2 separate regions of the Homo sapiens genome follow, and region 2 is linked to region 1. A link is a contact called in ENCODE Hi-C or POLR2A ChIA-PET data. All regions are on one chromosome and are shown on one strand. The core of a region is the stretch at or near the end of the contact, and the rest is flanking DNA. Distances in the headings are between cores, read along the strand shown.

Region 1 (2,530 bases), core at 21-2,520:
AATGCCACATTGCCACGAATGGACGCATCTATTCCAGGTAGAGAAGGCTGTTGTCTGGGAAGCATACAGCAGCTATTATAAACACTGAAAGTCAGTTGTTTAGCCCCCATTCATGGGCACTCTCTGAGGACCAGGCACATGGGGCTTCTGAGAGCATAAGGGAGCTCTCCATTTAGGAGGAACCAGGTGATGAGCAAACAGGATCCATTGAGGCTCTGAGATAGACGCTTCCACCTGGCGTCCAACCCATCCCAAGAACTCTGATGAGCAAGTGCTTCCCATTTTGCAGAAAAGGAGACTGAGATTCAGAGTGGAGAAGTGAGCACCAAGCTCATTCAGCCCATTTTACAGACAAGGAGACTGACATTCAGAGTGGAGAAGTGAGCACCAAGCTCATTCAGCCCATTTTACAGACAAGGAGACTGACATTCAGAGTGGAGAAGTGAGCACCAAGCTCATTCAGCCCATTTTACAGACAAGGAGACTGACATTCAGAGTGGAGAAGTGAGCACCAAGCTCATTCAGCCCATTTTACAGACAAGGAGACTGACATTCAGAGTGGAGAAGTGAGTGCTCAGCCCACTCAGGTCTCCAGGGCCAGAGCAGCCAGAATGGGTGCCAAAAAAGAAAAAAGAAAAATTGAATAAGACCTACTATTTGATAGCACAATAGGGTGACTATAGCCAACAATAACTTAATTGTACATTTTAAAATAACTTAAAGAGTGTCATTGGATTGTTTGTCACTCAAAAGATAAATGCTTGAGGGGATGGATACCCCACTCTCCATGGCGTGTGTATTTCCTATTGCATGCCTGTATCAAACATCTCATGTACCCCACAAATATGCACACCAACCACGTACCCAGAAAAATTAAAAATATAAATAAGGCCAGGCATGGTGGCTCACGCCTGTAATCCCAACACTTTGGGAGGCAGAGGCAGGCGGATCATTTGAGGTCAGGAGTTCAAGATCAGCCTGGACAACATAGCGAAACCTCATCTCTACTAAAAACACAAAAAATTAGCTGGGTGTGGTGGCATGCACCTGTAGTTTCAGCTACTCGGGAGGATGAGGCACGAGAATCGCTGGAACCTAGGAGGCAGAGGCTGCAGTGAGCTGAGATCATGCCACTGCCCTCCAGCCTGGGAGACAGAGTGAGAAAAAATAAAAAATAAAAATAAACTTAAAAATAAAAGAAAATAAACCCTCCAAGAATTCTGAGCTCCGCCTACTACGCCATGTCCTCCCTGGAAGGAAGAGGCAAGATTTTCCCTTTCCAAGCCCTGAAACAGCTGCACTGACCACTCCCATTCCAGGGACCAGGGTCTGAGACATCTGGGTGGCTGTCTGCCAGGCAGACCCCGTAAAATGGGACAGCCCACCCTGCTCCTGCCACGTCAGGCCACTGGGATGGGAAGCTCTAAACAGCCCCCGCCCCCCCAGGCTGCAGCTCGAGGAGGAGCGAAGCCTCTTTCCTTGCACTAATTTGCAGTGCAGTGTGCTGTCTGCCTCGTGGGCACATGGAACGTATATAAATTACCCCGCCAGGACGATTAACTGTTTGTCCAGGCTAATTGTCAGTATTAAATCTCGCTCAGTCACAGTTTTAAAGCTTAATTTAAATTCTCTATCTTTAAGAAATCCATACTCCCTCCCACCACGGGAGAAAAAATAGATTTAATGGGTTTAGTCCATTTCCGTTTGTAGCAACCCAAGTTATAATTAGGCATGTGCAAAGCGGATGTTTCGGCGGGCGGTGAGCCTGCAGACCTGCTCCTCTCCTTCCCGGCAGGGCCGGTCCTGGTGGGGAGTGCCCTTGTCTTTGCTGCCCTAGATAAATTTCTGAATTAGGAGTTATTGCTCAGAGACCCCTGAGCCTCCATGGCAGCCCCTCCCGATTATGGCATTAATCTTGTCAATGTGCTTAAAGGTGGAGAAAGAATTCATCCTCAAAGGTGGAAGGCACAAGAAAGCAGCCAGGAAACCCCTCTGCCCAGGAGCCAAGAGCTCGGGGGAGCCATGGGATGCAGGCGGATGGGGGGGCTTCCCCTCATGTCTTCCTGAGACCACTGCCCCGCCAGATGCCCCCTTGCCCTGAAGGCTGATGCTGCCACTGCAGCTTATCAGGAGTGAGGACCCCTCCTTCCTCTCCTCTTTCTTTCTGTTCCCAGATACCCGCTTAGAAGCAGGTTGGAGCCAGGAAAATGCAGACAACTAAGGCATAGATGTAGAGGATGCAAACTGAACAAAGCTACTGAAAGCCCCCACACTCATCCCCCTTAATGTCCTAGGGGGAACTGAGACTCAGAGAGAGGCGTGACTTGCCCAAGGGCACACAGCTGGCCTGGGTTGCAGCTGAATCCCAGGGGACTTGGCACCCATTGCCTTGCTACACATTCATGACCAGGGTGAGGTGCAATTCCTTGTTCAAGGGACACGCTTGGAAGAGGAATCTTCATCGCCCTTCCTAATTCTATGCATCATCAACACCAGGGCACGTATGTTTACGCTCATTGTCCCTCACTGG
Region 2 (2,530 bases), core at 13-2,512, 180 kb after region 1:
GCCACCTCCAATGCCCAGAGGAGGCTGGCCAGAGGGGCGAAGAGGAAACCAGGCTGTCACGTCAGGTCAAGTGATACATTCGGTGGTGGCCTGACCCCAGCCGGCTTGGGGAGGAAGCTTTGGGACCCGGACTCTCATGCCCAGACTCTGTGTGTGTGTGTGTGTGTGTGTGTGTGTGTACACGCGCATGTGCGTCTGTATGCACATACGTGTGTGTGCATACACGTGTGTGTGTGTGTGTGTGTGTGTGTGTGTGTGTGTGTGTGTGTGTAGGGGCAGAGTGGAGCTCTCCCTAAAAGTTCTTCTTAAATAGATAATGTTTATCAAGAAGTACCCAGACCAGCAGCGGGAAAAATACTTAATAACCACTTAAGTAAACAGCAAGATTGGCAGGAACCATTTTTCAAGAGAAAAGAGCTGGGAGAAGGCTGCCAAGCGATGGATGGAAAGTATAATAAATTCCACGTCACTGCAGAGGCTCTGGCTCTCCAAGGCACTCTGGGCCCATATCTGTCGCTAAGGCTCTGATGGGCCGGCACAGGACACTTCATCATCTTACTACTTTGACATATCACATCCCAAAAGGTGGTGCTGGGCTTGGGATGTGGTGGCTGTTCTTCCCAAACCACTGGGAGTTTGGAGAGTTCTGTGTCTGTGGAAGGGGAGCTGCGTCGAGCTCGCTGGGGCTGTGGCACCAGGAGGAAAGAGCATTTTCCAGGAGCCAGTGTCCCAGGCAGAGGATGGGAGGTGGCCTTAGGTGATGGCATATGAAGAGGGCCGTTCCTCCTCCTTCATGCAAGGATCATGCAGCTGGCCCTAAGCCAGCCTCCAGGCACTCTGGCCAAGCCTCATGTGCCCTTCCCCTTCCCCAGTAGTTCCCAGCGTGGGGCAAACAGTTCTGTCTTCTCAAGACCCAGGCGACGTGTCTCCTTTGCAGATGCTTCAGAATCCGGAGCAAGAACTCTGCAGAATGAGGCAGCTGAAGTGCCCCAGTGGAACCTCATTCTGCAGACCTAGCCCAGGGGAGGTTACCGGGCAGGCAGCTTCACAAACCCACACACAAGCAAAGGGATGTTTTATTTGAGACCACGAGGCCATGGTGATTCCCAACTCACCAATCCATGCTCCGGCACTGACCTGCTGTGTGAACTCAGACGAGCCCCTTAACCTCTCCTCCACCTCAGGTGTTCTCCCCCGTCAAATGCAATTCACAGTTTTAGCTCTGCCGGCCCCGCCAGGCTGTGGGCAGATCAGGTGAGAAAAAGGGATGTGAAAGCAAGTTTGTGAACGGCACAGCACGGAGCAAAGGCAGGACACTGTCACTTCCCATCATGGGTGCTGAACACAGAGCCACACCCCTGCCAGCCTCAGGCCGGGGTGCCCAGCCTCCCCCAAAAAGCTGCATCACAGGGCTCTCCCAAGCCCTTATTTGCATTTAGCTCCCCTCTGTGGTCCTCCCTGCAGTGGCTGAGGATGGTAATAATGACAGTAGCTGAGCTTCGTTGAGTGTGTTGCACAACAGCGCATTGCACTCTCCCAGCAACCCCGTTTTTCAGATGAGGAAGCTGAGGTGTAGAGAAGGTAAGAAATTGGCCAAAGTCAGAGTGAACGAGCAGTGAGGCTGGGTGTCCGCCTCGGATCTGTCCGGCAGCCCCTGGGCTGGGTTTCTCAGGCATTGGCCCTCCAGCTTGGTGATTTTTGCCAGCGTTGTGCCCACCCTGGACTATGATGTATAATATTGTGTGTGTATGTATTAGGTATAGTCATTTATTCAACACATTTTTATTGAGGACCTAATATATGTGCCAGGCATCACTCTGGCGTTAGACATAGGTAGTAAACCAAATGGACAAAAATACCTACCCATGTAGGGCTTTTTATTTTTTGAGACAGGGTCTTGCTGTGTCACCCAGGCTGGAGTGCAGTGGTGCAATCACGGCTCACTGCAGCCTCTGCCTCTGAGCTCAAGTGATCCTCCCACCTCAGCCTCCAAAGTACCTGGGACTACAGGTGCATACCGCCATGCCCACCTAGTTTTTGTTTTGTTTTGTTTTGTTTTTTTTGTAGAGACAAGTTTCACCATGTTCCCCAGGCTGGTCTCAAACTCCTGGGCTCAAAAGCAATCCGCCTACCTCAGTCTCCCAAAGTGCTGGGATTACAGGTATGAGCCACCCCTCCTGACCATGAACCTACTCACTTTTGAAGTAACGTTTATTTTCAGTCTGGGTATGGTGGCCTATAATCCCAGCACTTTGGGAGGCCAAGGCAGGTGGATCACTTGAGGTCAGGGGTTCAAGACCAGCCTGGTTAATACGGCCAAACCCCGTCTCTACCAAAAATACAAAAATTAGCCAGGTGTGGTGGTGCTCGCCTGTAGTCCCAGCTACTTGGGAGGCTGAGCCACAAGAATCACTTGAACCTGGGAGGTGGAGGTTGAAGTGAGCTGAGATCCTGCCACTGCCCTCCAGCCTAGGTGACAAAGGGAGACTCTGTCTCAAAAGAAAAAAATAATAATAATAACATTGATTTT

The links. Hi-C counts contacts between places; a loop is a spot of excess contacts on that map. ChIA-PET counts read pairs that join two places held with the same protein, here RNA polymerase II (POLR2A). Pooled maps may share reads with other maps.
Region 2: a loop to region 1 is called in a pooled map, with 2.9 times the contacts of the local background. The contact joins two enhancer-like sites. A Hi-C loop is called at or near these places in 1 of 50 pooled maps. POLR2A ChIA-PET finds 5 or more read pairs at or near these places in 4 of 52 experiments (SK-N-SH, WTC11 and activated T-cell).

Annotation. Positions count from the first base shown.
Region 1 is chr17:77,689,046-77,691,575 of GRCh38, forward strand. No RefSeq gene overlaps it. Among named protein-coding and RNA genes, the nearest start is that of LINC01987, 38 kb to the right of the region's middle. RefSeq lists enhancers at 1,523-2,402, 2,403-2,530. Within about 2 kb of position 1,271, at least 4 of the 41 ENCODE cell types and tissues checked have a DNase peak (open chromatin) inside an H3K27ac peak, as active enhancers do.
Region 2 is chr17:77,868,534-77,871,063 of GRCh38, forward strand. No RefSeq gene overlaps it. Among named protein-coding and RNA genes, the nearest start is that of LINC01973, 14 kb to the right of the region's middle. RefSeq lists an enhancer at 1,049-1,138. Within about 2 kb of position 1,263, at least 8 of the 41 ENCODE cell types and tissues checked have a DNase peak (open chromatin) inside an H3K27ac peak, as active enhancers do.